Linked DNA regions of Homo sapiens: region 2 is linked to region 1. A link is a loop called in an ENCODE intact Hi-C map of the cell type or tissue named here. Cell type or tissue: testis. All regions are shown on one strand.

What was found. A loop is a pair of places that touch in the nucleus more often than their neighbours do. Peaks named below come from ENCODE experiments on the same cell type or tissue, not always from the same donor. Only the 100,000 strongest peaks of a DNase experiment are listed, where the experiment ranks them.
Region 2: it touches region 1 in a loop (7-fold over the local background); 2 of 110 quality-filtered maps call a loop at or near these places.

Annotation. Positions count from the first base shown.
Region 1 is chr4:17,303,066-17,311,065 of GRCh38, reverse strand. No RefSeq gene overlaps it. Among named protein-coding and RNA genes, the nearest start is that of SNORA75B, 14 kb to the left of the region's middle. In testis, no CTCF peak of the experiment used is centred here; no DNase peak of the experiment used is centred here.
Region 2 is chr4:16,748,178-16,756,177 of GRCh38, reverse strand. All of the region lies in intron 2 of LDB2 (LIM domain binding 2), which reads left to right. Among named protein-coding and RNA genes, the nearest start is that of LDB2, 150 kb to the left of the region's middle. In testis, a CTCF peak has its summit at 3,824; no DNase peak of the experiment used is centred here; H3K27ac peaks cover 480 bases.

The DNA.
Region 1 (8,000 bases):
TTTTTTTTAATTTCAATAGTTTTTGGGGAACAGGTGGTGTTTGGTTACATGGATGAGTTCTTTAGTGGTGATTTCGAAGATTTTGGTGCACCCATCACCCAAGCAGTGTACACTCTACCCAATGTGTAGTCTTTTATCCTTCACCCACCTCCTGCACTTCCCCTTGAGTCCCCAAAGTCCACTGTATCATTCTTATGCCTTTGTGTCCTCATAGCTTAGGTCTCACTTATAAGTGAGAACATATGATCTTTGGTTTTCCATTCCTGAGTTACTTCATTTAGAATAATGGTCTCCAGCTCTATCCAGATTGCTGCAAATACCATTATTTCATTCCTTTTTATGGCTAAGTGGTATTCCATTATATATATATATATATATCACATGATTTATTTTTTTTTGGATATATATATCCAGTAATGGGATTGCTGGGTCAAATGTTCTCTTTTTAGTTCTTTGAATAATCTCCAAACTGCTTTTCACAGTGGCTGAGCTAATTTACATTTTCACCAACAGTGTATAAGCATTCCCCTTTCCTTGCAGCCTCACCAACATCTGTTGTTTTCTGACTTTTTAATAATAGCCATTTTGAGTGGCATGAGATGGTAGGTATCTCATTGTGGTTTTGGTTTTCAGTTCTCTGATGACTAACGATGTTGAGCATTTTTTCATGTGTTTGTTGGCTACTTGTATGTCTTCTTTTGAGAAGTATCTATTCTTTTGCCCACTTTTTAATAAGGTTATTTGTTTTTTTTACTTGTTGAGTTGTTTAAATTCCTTATAGATTCTGAATATAGACCATTGTGAGCTGCACAGTTTGCAACTATTTTCTCCCATTCTGTAGGTTGTCTATTTACTCTGTTGGTAGTTTCTTTTGATGTTCAGAAGCCCTTTAGTTTAATTAGGTCTCACTTGTCATTTTTTGTTTTTGTTGCAATTGCTTTTGAGGACTCAGTCAGAATTTTTTTCTCAAGTCTGATTGTTCAGATTGGTATTTCCTGTTTTATTTTTCTAAAATTTTCAGTCTGAGGTTTTACATTTAAATCTTTAATCCATCTTGAGTTAATTCAGTTTCTTACATGTCTTTCAGATATGGGATCTAGCCTCTTCATCTATTCTGGGGTAAAAACACACACACACACACACACAAACAACCCAACAAAAGTGTTATTTAAGAGACAAGATTTGTGGGGACATATTCCCTGCACTGTTCTGTTCTCCTGGATTGGTTTGGTCACCATGTCACTAGGGATCCTCTCCTGACCTGTCCCCACTCAGCACCTACCACCACATCCTGCCCTTGCCTGTTTCTCTGTCTCTCTCTCTTTCTCTCTCTCCCTCTCATCTCTCCTCCATGCTATGTCTTTCACTCTGCCTCTCTAGAACAATGAGAAAATTCATCTTCTTGTTTCAGTAAGTGCAGTAAACGCTTTCTTGAAGTTTTGGGGGCCAGTTGCCATATACCCCTTGGAATCTCAGTGTAACCCCAAGCTCTTAATAAGGGATTTCCCCTTAAAGTTTTTCTCCTAAGAGAAATTTTGACACTATGCATTTGAATAATATTTTATTTTTTTATGCCTCTCTATTTTTAGTAAATATTTGAAAACAATCTAAATGGTCATGAGCAGAAGAATGGCTAGATAAATTTTTATCATAACCTAGATTGACTACTATGCAGTCCTAAAATTATATTTACAAAGATATTCATTCTTCAATTCATGTATTCATTTATTAAGTATGTACTGAGGGCCTATTATGTTTTGAGAGCTATGTTGGTCATGTGAACAAGAGGGACAAAATCCCTGTTATAATCTAACAGGGAGAACAAATGTAAAACTAATATTTTTACATTAACTGATGAAGTGTGGTTTTGATAAGTGCTATAATGAGCAGTAGCAGGTGCTAGGAAATTGTAGAAGGGAACCAGAATTGAACTAGAGAAAGTAAACTTTTAAGGTGGTGTCTGAAGCTCAGTTATCTAGGCAAGGAGGCAGTAAGTGGTAGTGGGGGCGAATTCCAGCAGAGGGAACAGCATTTGTGAAGACCCTGGTGTGGAAAGAAACGGACTGAGTTCAAGGAACAGAAAGAGGGTCAATGAGGCTGGAGTGTGCAGAGCAAAGCAGGGATGACATTAAGTGCAGCTGGAGAAGGTGCCAGGGTCAGAACATGCAGAGCCTTATGGACACATTACCAAATTTGGACTTTTGTCTTAAAAATAGAGGAAAGACATTGATGGTTTTAAGCAACAGGATTACATGAGATTTGAGTGTTTTTTTTTTTGTTGTTGTTGTTTGTTTTGTTTTCTTTTGTTTTGTTTTCTTAACACAGTCTTGCTCTGTCACCCAGGCTGGAGGTGAGATCCTGGCTCACTGCAACCCCTGCCTCCTGGGTTCAAGCAATTCTTGTGCCTCAGCCTCTCAAGTGGTTGGGATTATAGGCATGTGCCACCATGCCTGGCTAATTTTTGTATTTTTAGTGGAGATAGGATTTTGTCATGTTGGCCAGGCTGGTCTTGAACTCCTGGCCCCAAGTGATCTGCCCGTCGCTGCCTCCCAAAGTGCTGGGATTACAGGTGTGAGCCACCGTGCCCAGATGAGATTTGAATTTTAAAAGATCATTCTTGCTGCAGTGTAGAATCAAATGTTAAAGACCAAGAGTATACATAACAGAACCAATTAAAGAGTTACTGAAGGTGTTCTGGCAAGAGATGCTGGTGGGTTAAGCTAGTGCCTCTCAGCCAGAGGTAGTTTTAACCCTCAGTATGCAACCCACACTTTTTGACAATAGATGGAGACTTTTTTTCTGAAATTAATCTAATGACTCCAGCTTTCTTTGACTAATGTTAACAGGATATATTTTTCTCTACCACTTTTCTTTTAACCTGTCTGTGCCTTTGTGTTTAAAATGAGTTTCTTGTAGACAATAAGGTCTTTTTTTATCATTTTTTTAAAAAAACAATTACAATCTCTGTCCTTTAATTGGCATGTTTAAGCCAATTTATATGTAAAGTGATAATTGATATAGTTGAATTACTGTCTGCCATGTTTATCATCATTTTCTTTTTGTTGTACTTTTTTTTGTTTCTTTTTTCTTCTCTTTTTCTGCCTTCTCTGGTTTTAATTGAACATTTTATACCATTCCATTTTCTCTCCACTCATAACTTATCAATTATACTTCAATTGTACTAAAACTTTTTTGTAGTAGCTGGCCTAGCGTTTGCAGTACACATTTACAATGCACCTAAGTCTCTTTTAAGTAACTCTATATTGCTTCATAGGTAACATAGGTATCATATAACAGCACACTCTCAATTTCTCTCTCCCATCCTATAGCATTGCTTTCACTCATTTCACGTATGCATATCCTATAATCACACAACACATTGTTATTACTTTGAACAGTTTTCTATTTGATCAGTTAAGAATAAGAAAAAATAGTTCCAGGTCTTACATTTCAGTCTTTAATCCATCTTGAATTAATTTTTGTATATGGTGAGAGATAAGGCTCCAATTTCATTCTTTTGCATATGGCTATCCAATTTTCCCAGTACCGTTTAATGAGTAATATGTCCTTTCCTCATTGTATAGTTTTGTCAACTTTGTTGAGGATCAGTTGGTGGTAAGTATGTGGCTTTATTTTTGGGTTCTATATTCTGTTCCATTGATCTATGTGTCTATTTTTATACCACTACCATGCTGTTTTGGTTACTATAGCCTTGTAGTATAATTTGAAGTTAGGTAATGTGATGTCTCTAGCTTTTTTCTTTTTGCTTAAGACTGCTTTGGCTATTTGGGCTCTTTTTTGGTTTTGTATGAATTTTAGAATGATATTTTCTAATTCTGTGAAAAAAACATTGGCTGTTTGATAGGTATTGCATTGAATCTGTATATTGCTTTGGGAAATATGGTTGTTTTTAATATTATTGATTCTTCCACTCCATAAGCATGATATATTTTTCCATTTGTTTCTGTCATCTATGATTTCTTTCATCAGTTTTTTTTTGTAGTTCTCTTTGTAGAGATCTCTTACCTAGTTTTTTTTTTGTGGTTATTGTAAAGAGATGAACTCCTGATTTGGTTCTCAGCTTGAACATTATTGACGTATAGAAATGCTACTGATTTTTGTATCCTGTTGATTTTCTGTCCTGAAACTTTACTTCAGTAATTTATCAAGTCTAGTAGTCTTTTGGAGGGGTCTTTATGTTTGTCTGTGTATAAGGTCATGTCATCAGTGACCAGAGATAATTTGATTTTCTCTTTTCCAATTTCGATGCCTTTTATTTCTTTCTCTTGCCTGATTGCTCTGGCTAGACTGGAAACTATAAAAATCCTATAAGAAAATCTAGGAAAAACTCTTCAGGACATTGGCCTAGGCAAAGAATTTATGACTAAGACCTCAAAAGCGAATGCAACGAAAACAAAAATAGACAAATGAGACTTCATTAAACTAAAAAGCTACTGCACAGCAAAGGAAATAATCAACAGAGTAAACACACAAGCTACAGAATGGGAGAAAATACTTCCAAACTATGTATCTGATAAAGGACAAACATCCAGAATATACAAGAAACTCAACTCAATGAGAAAAAAACAAATAACTCCATTAAAAAGTGGGCAAAGGACATGACAAACATTTATCAGAAGAAGGCATACAAGTTCTCAAAAATATATAAAAACAACATCACCAATTATCAGATAAATGCAAATCAAAACCACAATGAGATGCCATCTCATACCAGCCAGAATTGGCTGTTATTATAATTTATTTTATTTTAAGTCCCTGGATACATATGCAGGATGTGCAGGTTTGCTACATAGTTAATTGTGGGCCATGGTGGTTTGCTGCACCTATCAACCCATCAGCTAGGTATTAAGCCCTCCATGTGTTAGCTGTTTATCCTGATGCTCTCCATCCTCCTGCACCTTACCGCCTACAGGCCCCAGTATGTGTTTCCCTCTCTGTGCCCATGTCTTCTCATTGTTCAGCTCCCACTTAAAAGTGAGAACATGCAGTGTTTGGTTTTCTGTTCCTGCATTAGTTGCTGAGGATAATGGCTTCTGGCTCCCTCCATGTCCCCGCAAAAGACATAGTCTCATTCCTTTTTGTGGCTGCATAGTATTCCATGGTGTATATGTAGCACATTTTCTTTATCCAGTCTATCATTGATGGGAATTTGGGTTGACTCCATGTCTTTGCTATTGTGAATAGTGCTGCAATGAACATACGCATGCATGTATCTTTATAATAGAATGATTTATATTCCTTTGGGTATATGTTCAGTAATGGAATTGCTAGGCCAAATGGTATTTCTGGCTTTAGGTCTTTGAGGAATTGCCACACTGTCTTCCACAATGATTGAACTAATTTACATTCCCACTAAGACTGTAAAAGCATTGCTTTTCTCCACAGCCTCGCCAGCATCTGTTGTTTCTTGACTCTTTAATAATGGCCACAGAGTCAAAAAACAGCAGATGCTGGCGAAGATGCAGAGGAGAGGGAATGCTTATACCCTGTTGGTGGGAATGTAAATTAGTACAACCTCTATGGAAAGCAGTATGAAGATTTTTCAATGAACTAAAAATAGAGTTAACATTTGATCCAGCGACTCTAGTATTGAATATCTACCTAAAGGAAAAATATTATATATATATATGTTTATTGCAGCACTATTCACAATAACAAAGTCATAGAATCCACCTAAGTGTCCACCAATGGTGGATTAGATAAAGAAACTTTAATATATATAGACAATGGAATGCTATGCAGTCACAAAAAAGAATGAAATCATGTCTTTTGCAGCAACGTGGAGGAAGCCGGAGTTCATTATTCTAGGTGAAATAACTCGGAAACAGAAAATCAACTACTGCATGTTCTCATTCATAAGTGGGAGCTAAACAGTGGGTACACATGGACATACAAAAGGAAATAATAGACACTGGAGACTCCAAAAGGGGAGAGGTGGGGGTGGTTGAGGGTTGAGAAATTACCTATTGGGTACAATGTTTACTATTCAGGTGATGGGTACACTAGAAGCCCAAACTCCACCAGTAGGCAATATATCCATATAACAAACCACCATGTGCATGCCCTGATTCTATTTAAAAAAAGAATAAGAAAATAATCAAAGATTTTACATTACCTTAATTTATTCCTTTTCTGGCTCCTTTCCTTTCTTTATGTAGAGCTGAGGTTTTGATTATTATAATTTTCCTTCTCCCTAAGAACTTCTTTTCATATTTCATGGAGGACCAGTTTGCTGGCAATGAATTTCCCAAGTTTTTGCTTGCCTGAGAAAATATTTATTTCTTCTTCACTTTGGAAGGATAATTTTGCTGGGTGTAGTATTCTAGGGTTTTTTTTTTTTTTTTTTAACATTTTAAGTATTTCAATCCACTCTGCTTTTGCTTGCATGGTTTCTGACAAGAAACATGTTGTAATTCTTGTCCTTTTTTTTACTCTCTGTATTCTTTCAAAATGTTCTGTTTGTCTTTGGTTTTCTTCAATGTTCCTATCATATGCCCAAGTGTAGACATTTTAGTATTTATCCTACTTTGTGTTCTCTGTGCTTCCTGGATCTGTGGTTTACTGTCTGTCGTTAATTTTGGAATGTTCTTGGCCATTATTATTTTAACTATTTCTCTCTTTTCTTTCTGGTATACAATTGTGTGCATGTTACACCTTTAGAAATTGCCAACAATTCCTGGATATTCTGTTCTGTTTTCAAATTCTTTTTTTTTTTTTGTATTTCAGTTTGGGAAGAAGTTTCTATTGACATATCTTGAAAGTCACTGATTTGTTCCTTGGCTGTGTCTAGTCTATTGATGAGCCATCAAAAAGCCATTCTTCATTTCTGTTCCAATGTTTTTGATTTCTGGCCTTTCTGTTTGATAATTTCTTAGAGATTCTATCATTGTGTTTATATTACCCATTTGTTCTTGTATGCTGCCTACGTTTTCCATTAGATTCCTTAACATATTAATTACAGTTATTTTAAATTTCCTGTCTGACAATGCCAAAATCTGTGTCATATCTGAGTCTGTTTCTCATGCTTGCTTTGTCTCTTCAGATGGTGTTTTTTCTTGTGTTTTGTCATGCTTTGCAATTTTTTATTGGAAGCTGGATGTAATATATCAGGTAATAGGCACTGAGGCAAACAGGCCTTTAGTATTAGGTTTTATATTTATCTGGCTGGGATCTTGGCTCTATGTAATGTTTGCTGTAGCTGAAGGCAAAAGGGCTTCAAATTCCTCTAGTGTCCTTGTTTTAATCTTTCCTCTTGTCTTTGGCGTTCTCTAAATGTTATTCTTAAATAGAGTTTGTACCTGTGTCCGCTTTAATCTTGTACCTGTATGAGTTTTAATCCACTCTTATTATACTGAAGTCCTGTTGATGGGCTAGTAAGAAGTGAGGGAGGGGAGGCATTCTATAATTCAAATCAAATCTCAATATTTTTCTGGGCTTGTGTCTCTGGGCTGTGACCTTCATAAGTGTTTCTTATCTCCCCCTGCTGCCCACCTCCCTTAGGTGAGACAGGAAGGTTAGAAGGGGCTGGGGTTAGGTAATTTTGTCCCCCTGGATAAGATAAGGCTCTGAAAAAGTTTTTTACTTGGGAGAGAAGGTTTTTGTTATGTAGAATGCACTGCATATATTTCAAAATGATTATAATATCTAGGACAGCCCCCTCCAAGGAAGAATTTTCTGGCCTCAAATATCAATGGTGCCAATGTTGAGAAATGCTTGTCTAGGGTGACGAAAATAGAACAGGAGAAAAGCAAATGTGTTTGAGATATATTTAGAAGGTAGAATTGATTAAGACTTACTGATACACCGAATGTTGGAGGAGGGGGAATGAATGACAAAGATGACTCCCTGGTGTCTGGCTTAACTTGCTGGCAGATACCATTATCAAGAAAGGAATGCTAGAGGAAGAGCATGTTTGGAGTGGGGAAGTACAAGTAAGCTTTCCAATAACACACGGAAAGGTCTAAATGAAAACATTTGGG
Region 2 (8,000 bases), 550 kb after region 1:
CCACCACATCTGGCTGTTCTGATAGATTTTAATAGGAACAAAAGTCCCGGCAGTATAATAATTGAAGAGATGATGATGTTCTGGGTGATATATTGTTCCTTTCATTCAGAAAGCAGAAAGCTCCTCAGTATTGACCCTCTTCCTCCACGTGCTCCATCTCTTAAGCCCTTCACTCCCCTGATGGGGGTGTGTCCGCCCAGGTGAGATATGATTGGGCAGGTGGAAGCTACTGATGTTTTCTTAGGGAACAGGTGGTAATTGGTGGGGAGAGCTTCAGGATGGGCCAGGTTATTAGACTATGTGAGAAATTGGCCTGTGCATCCCTAAGGCCACTTGCCTGCCCCCGCCCTGGACAACACCAGGAAGGTACTACTCTGGCAGCTGGAGAAGTGGGCAGTTCCATGGAGGAAGTTCTATCCTTTGGGTAAGGTGGACTCTAGGAAAGAAGAGTATCAGAGGTAGACAATTCCCTGGCAGCAGGTCAGTAGAATAAAGAACATTAGGGCTAAAAACGGTCCTTTCTAAAAATGGAAACTTGGTCCAGAGAGGTTAGGTGGGTGCCCCACAGGTGAGGCTGAGCCTCAGGTTTGCTGATTCCAAAGCCAGCTTGCTCTCTCTCTCTCTCTGTCTGTCTGTCTCTCTCTCTCTCACATACACACACACACACACACACACACACACACACACACACACACACACACACACCCTATTCCTACATCATGCCATAGCTAAAGGAAAATAAATGCTTTTATCAACACACACATTTCTGGTAACAGAAATAAGGGTCCCAAATAATTACTGTCCTTTATCTGAAACAGAAGACAAAGAAAGCCAGGGATCAGGTTCCTCAAAGCCCTCTGTGCACCTGCTCTGCAGTTCTAAGTCCAGCATAAAGTGTTGCTATTTCCTTCTCTGTCTTGGGTTAGGCTGATCACTTGCTATTAGTTTCAAGCACAATATTAATTTCCCTTTGCTCCTTTTAGGAATGTAGCAGAACCGTTCCCCACACTATTCTTCTGCCTTATGACAGTCACAACCACCATTTGAGTAACATGCTTCTCAGCTGACCTAGCCTGTGTCCAGGTCCAGGTCCACAATGGCCACATTCTTAGGAAATACGTGGTTCACATCTCATTCGGAAAATACTTCCTTCCTAGGAGAGATACGTGGAGAAGGATCTCCTGAGGCCCATCTCAGCAGGCAATGCAGGGCTGAGAGGCTGGATGGTGCAGGAGAAAGGGAACAGGGGTTCAATGCAAACATTCTTGGGCTTTAATCCATGCTTTGCTTGATAAACAGAGACTTCATTTTCTTATGTGCAAGTGAGTATAATACTACCATCACTGGGCTGGGTGCTGTGGCTAACGCCTGTAATCCCAGCACTTTAGGAGGCCAAGGCAGGTGAATCACCTGAGGTCAGGAGTCCAAGACCAGCCTGACCAATATGGTGAAACCCTGTCTCTATTAAAAATACAAAAATTGGCTGGGCGTGGTGGCATGCGTCTGTAGTCCCAGCCACTTGGGAGGCTGAGATAGGAGAATTACTTGAACCCAGGAGGCGGATGGAGGTTGCAGTGAACCAAGATCATGCCACTGCACTCCAGCCTGGGTGACAGAGCGAGACTCTGTCTCAATAAAAAAAAAAAAAAAAATACTGCCATCACTGGCTTGTGAAAATTAAATGAGATGTTATAATCAAAGAGCTGAGGACCATTTGAAGCATAGAATGATCAATACTTATTATCATTGATATGCATGGCCTTGGCCTCACCATAGCTTCTATGCATTGAAAAGGCTTCCCACTGGGCAGGACTTATCAAGTGAACAATGTGGACAGCCTGATGCCGAGGCTCCCTGGCCAGGTGGGAGTCCATATGACCTTTTTAATGGGCAGTTCCTGCTGAAATGCAGGACTGAGGAGATTAGGCTCTGCTCCCAACATTCAAGTGCAGAAACCCACTCTCGCTTCTAGTAAGTGGTGAGCAGGAGAAGGGAGTAGAGAGGGGAACAGTGATTAAGAATGTGTGGGGCAGAAGACTCCAGAACACTTGGTTAAACTATGTGTAAGTGGGCATGGCTTTGCAGGTTAGTGGGGAAATAGTGTAACTACTAAAACGCTACCTTGTTTCAGAGCACTTTCTGTTGGCCTGTTTCTTAGAGAAAAACCTAATTCTTTTCTAAGTGGCCTTACTTGAAACGTAAGGGTTTGATGGGATGGTGCATGTAAAGTTTTTGGCAGCGCTTTCATCCCTTTGAAAATGCTCCATAACACATTGATGGGCGTTCTTATTAGATTGGATTCCAATAAGCACATTGTTTTCTCTAGACTGAGATCTAGGACAATGCAGATAAAATTTTCATTAACCTTTAACTACTATTTGTGGTTTGGGGCTAGGGGTCCCAGTAATTCTCTATCACACATTTGTTATTTCATCTTGACCTTAGTACCCTGTCTGGAACGAGGATTTCCAGAGAGACCACACACATTCATGGCCACACTAGCCAAAAGCTATTCCATGGCTGCTGGAGGGACATTTCGCTCTCCAAAAAGAGAAAAGTTGTTTTAAGAAATGTCATCACTCTCTGTGCTTTTCTTTTCCTCAGTCACCAAGGCTCATTAGATAGTCTGAAGAACCACAAATCCACACCTCTGTGGAGCCATTTCTACACTTGCTGTTTCTCTTTTACATTGTCGTTCCTTACCTCCTTTATTTTTCCTGAAAGCTCCAATAGCTTTGCAGTATTGACTAAGTTCTTCAATTTTGTCTTGTAATATGTGTTTTTATGTGTTGTGTATTTGGACATGTTCCCCTAAGGTAGAGAAATTCTGCAAGGGGCCCAAGTAGGTTCACTATCTCCGGTTTCTGTTTCTCTACTGCTTTTTATTGGTTCGAACTCACCCAGCTATATTTGTACTGTGCTTGCTATATACATGATTTAAAACATGTTTCTGGGAAAATCACTCCTTGGTAATATGCATAAGGCATTTTGACACCACACTTAATAACTACTATGGCAGGAATGTGGCCACTTTAAAAAGTTACATGCAAAGAATGTGCTCTGCAGCACATGGGGAATGGGATTTCAAGTGCAAGAATTTAAGACCCGTGTGTGTTTTTTCTAGGAATAATGCCTTTGTGGTGTCCACCTGAAACCTAGAAAGGCACAGGTTCCTCTGGCCACTGCTTAAAGCTCTTGAGCCTTCTCAGAAGGCATGGCCAGCTGGCCCTGCAGACTTGGTCTTCCATAAAGTAATTTTGCTTCCCTAAACATTCCTCCTTCTTTTTTTTTTTTTCCATCCATTGAGACAGAGATAACATTCACGGATTTTGGATCCACGCAGATTCATTTTGAGTCTTTGCTCCTCCATAACTGCCAGATGTTAGGCATGTGAGATGACATTAGACATGTTGCTTAAACTACCTTAACCCCAGTTTCTTCATCTGTAACATCTGGGTAACAATAATGCCAACATTTTAGGGTTAAATGAGATGCACCTGTAACTTTAGCTTAGTGCCACTCTTGAAAAGCACAGAGTAAATAAATATTTACTGCATGAATTAATGAATGGACGAATGACAGAATAAGTGAGTGAGTTAAACCTATGAGACAACAGCCACTTCAAATTACCATGGAGTTCCCATTATTTATTTGGCACATAGTGGGAAGAACTCTGGTTTTGGGCAGAGCCAAAACAGACTTGTCTTCTTTCTATACAGGAACCAAGAATTTAAGACCAATTGGGGAAAAAATGAATATTAATGGAAAATGGTGAGTTAAACAAACAAGTTCCAAACAATTACAATTACCACATCTGTCCAACAGAGGGTGAGATTTTCATCCCCCATTTTGCTCAGAGAGCAAGGAACTACTAAACATTTATCAAGTGCTGGTAATTTATTTGGGCAACTTATATGTAAAGAGTGGGCTCTGTATCTTGTTCACTGAGGACCAGAGGAAAGGAAATTGATTTTGATTGCATTCAAAAATTTATTTTCAAGAAAAGAATACACTTCCTCAGAGTAGTCCTTCATGTTTAATTATGGGAATGGATTCTTGCCTCTGACTGTGGCATCTTGGTTGCTTAAAAACATAAATGTCGTTGTCTCAGATGACCCTGGACCATGCATTTATTCGCATGGGGTTCCATTAAATGGTTTCCAGATGGCTCTAGCACCCGATGTTGTGATTTTATTTTATTTTTATTTTAAAGATGAGGTCTCACTCTGTCATCCAAACTGGAGTGCAGTGGGAACTGATATTGTGATTAATGAGTGTCCATTTCAGTAGCAGTCTTCATTAGGCTGGTGAGATTTGTAGCAAATTCAGTTAGAAGTAGAGCAGATTGTCATTCGAAGTTGATTTGTTCCTGCACTCATTCATGGATTCATTCTTTCAGAACTCACTGAACTCTTGCTGTTTGTCAGACATTGCCTTCCTAGGCCAGACAGTTCTTGGGAGAAAGACAGTTCATCACAAATTTTTAAATTTACTTTTGATTTGATTTTATTTAAAACTCTTACCTTAAATTAGCATAATTGCCTAAGTTGCTCAGAAAGAGAATATTCTTGTGACATTAATGGAAAATCTAGGACTAGTCATAAAAATACTTGAGAGAAAGCCCGCAATTGATAGATGAACTGACAGATTTCTGAAAGAGAAAAAGGAGACCCATCTCTTCCCATTTGTGGTTTCAAATTGATAGTATCAGAAGTTGCAAATTGGCCATAACAGTGGCTTGAACAGACATTCCATTCTCTAATGTCTGGTAAATACCACACTAATGATCGCATGAGATAATGGACAGAAAAGTGCTTTGAATGAATTTAAAGTGCGGTACAAGTTGAAGGTATAATTATTATCATATTTATAATTAACGTTTCAGATATGGTATGTTTTTATTATCCCCTAATATGTTATAAGTCAAGCTGTTATGAAATCTGAGGTGGTTGTTAGCTCTTCTCTTAGGGGGTTACAATTGTCAAACGTACAGGCTTAAATGCAAGTCATATCTATGACTGCCCTCACGAGCTTGTTCTGGAGGTCTGAATGAGGTACTAACCAGAAAATGGACATTATGTGCTCTTTGCCTGACTCTGTGTGACTATGTTATCTATGGAGTCCTGGCACGTGCATTTCCTGACTTTCGGTTTTAGGGAGTATATTGCCTATGGTTTCCAAACTGAAACAACACTACCCCATAGTGGGTAAAACAAAGTGTGTCAAATCTTTTCATTGTCACAATGACAGGTGTTGCTGCCAGAATTTATTGTTTGGGGACTGGAGAAGAGAACTGTTCTACACAATAAAAAATTATTGAGAAACACATTATCTGACTCTTCTTACCTCCAACTTATTATCTTTTTGAAGTTAGGGTTGCCAGATAAAATGTAAGTATACAAATGCAATACTTGAGACATCATACTTCTACTACAACATTATTTGATATTTATCTGAAACTCAAGTTTAACTGAGCATCCTGTGTTTTCTTTGTTAAATATGGCATCCCTACTTCAAGGACCCCAGTTCATGTTCAAATGTGAAATCTTGACAATTCCAGAGCAGCTACAATGTGGTGTGAGCATGACCCATGATACAAAAAAGACTAAGAGATCTACCTGGACTTCTTATTCATAAGTCTTGCTTCTGTTTATTTCCAGACACTGTACTCATGAGCCCCAGTTAAAGAAAGAAATGCCCCAGCAGAGGTTGGGAGTGAGGATGCAGGTCAAAGTCTGCCTGAATTTAAGTCCAAAGTCTGCATTGCAGGCCTTCTACCGTTGACTGTGCCAGGCATCTGGGCAGGTGTTGAGCACATGCATAGGAGTGTGATATATATGGCTTGCCCAAGGGAACTTGCAGTATAACAAGGGAGACAGACCCATACACGATGAACTCTAATGCAATAGCATCCACCCTGTAAGAGTAGTGCAAGCAAAGTTCTGTGGTGCACTAGAGACCTAATGTACAGCATAATGACTATAGTCAATAATACTGTATTATATACCAGGAATTTTCTAAGAGATGATTTCAGGTGCTCTCACAACAATGAAAAATTGTAGAAGGATATGGCTATATTAGTTTGCTTAATTGTGGTAATAATTTCACCAAGTATATGTATATCAAAACATATTGTATATCTTAAATACATAGAATTTTTATGACAAAAATAGAATTAAAAAATATAAAAAGTACAACGAGGCATGGAGAAGCGGGTGTTGATGAAGTCTGCTCTTAATGGAAAAAGATTGAGCCTGGGAAAGACTTCTTTCTAACCTTCTAAAAGCCTTAGTTCTTAAACTCATGAGAGAAAACGCTCTACCACAATGTCCTTCAAATACAAAGCTTTCAATAGATATTTGTAACTTGAACAGTTGATGCAATGCTGGTAAATAGCACAAATGTGACCCATGATGTCTGAATATCTAGCCCACAGGCACATTATTAAACCTACAGTTTTTCCCATATTTTAATAAGTTTCCACCATCACAATCTCAAGTGACTGCAGCCTGTTTTGTATTATAGAGCAATCTAGAAATTTGTCCACAAAAGAACAAGGACTTGAGACTCATATATATATATATATATTTTTTTTTATTTTTTTATTTTTTTTTTTTTTGAGATGGAGTCTTGCTCTGTCGCTCAGGCTGGAATGCAGTGGTGTGATCTCGGCTCCACTGCAACCTCCACCTCCCAGGTTCAAGCAATTCTCCTGCCTCAGCCTCCCGAGTAGCTGGGACTATAGGCGCTCACAACCACACCCGGCTAATTTTTGTATTTTTAGTAGAGACGAGGTTTCACCACATTGGCGAGACTGGTCTCGAACTCCTGACCTTGTGGTCCACCCACCTCGGCCTCCCAAAGTATGAGCCACCACACCCCGCCGAGACTCATATTTTAAACTTCAAACTAAAATTATGCCTACCCAACCTACAATGCTAAGACTGATTTTTTGTCTTTGGTGCTTTGGACCATGAGATTGCTAGAGTATTTCACCACATAGTCTCAAAACTTCCTAGGAAATCCAATTATAGCATCAAATTTTACAGAATAAGTAATTCTCAGCAATGGTTAACTGGGTACTTGAATCTTATTGAATGCATCTTACTGGGTATAATTTCAGTGGAAACACCTATTTATTTATTTAACCTTCCTCAATGACTTCCCATGTGTTACCTTTCTGTGCCCTGGGGATAAGAAGATGAATGAACAAAATCTCTTGCTTTGGAGGAGCTAAAGATCCAGCGAGCTTTTGTTTCAAAGACTTGATTATTAGCAGAGCTTAGCCATGTTTTTTCATGTAGATACCCTCTGCCTCTGTTTATAAATCTGTTCCTAATAATGCTTCACACTCTATTTTTACACATTATTTCCAAACACTACATTATTACTATTTTTTAAACGTAAAGCATTTGGAAAAATCAGTGTTCAGCTGAGATGTGTGCAGTATTTCTTTTAGATAATAATGGCTGGTGATATTTTGGTTTAGTGGAGTGAGCCAAATCCAGGTATCCTCCCCTACAATCCAATGTGTAGCTTAATCTTCATATTCATGTCATGTTTTAGAACTGTGAACACACCTTATTTATGTAGATGAGGTAAAATAAAGCATTTGTTGAAGTCAGGTTAAATTAGCACTCTTCTACGACTGTATTAAGCAATGTTCAGATGGATTTCATTAAGAATGTAGAGGCTCCATGACAAAATTACCCATCAGGGTATGTTTTATTTATTGTTTAATCAAGGTAATCATATTGGAGTATTTGAATTTAGGAGCTTACAGAACTGGGTGCCTTCATGTATTTTGCTTTTATTATTCATTCCAGAAGAATCAGCTTCACAAACCATTATGCCATACTTGTTTATTTTTATGAAGTTGTCCTTTCCCAATTGGTATTCTCCTTACTACTCTTTGATGGGAACTTCCCTGTCACAATATGTATTTTTGGCTTTTCAACAAGTCAGGAGAACTTGAACTTGACAATGATGACACTAATTAT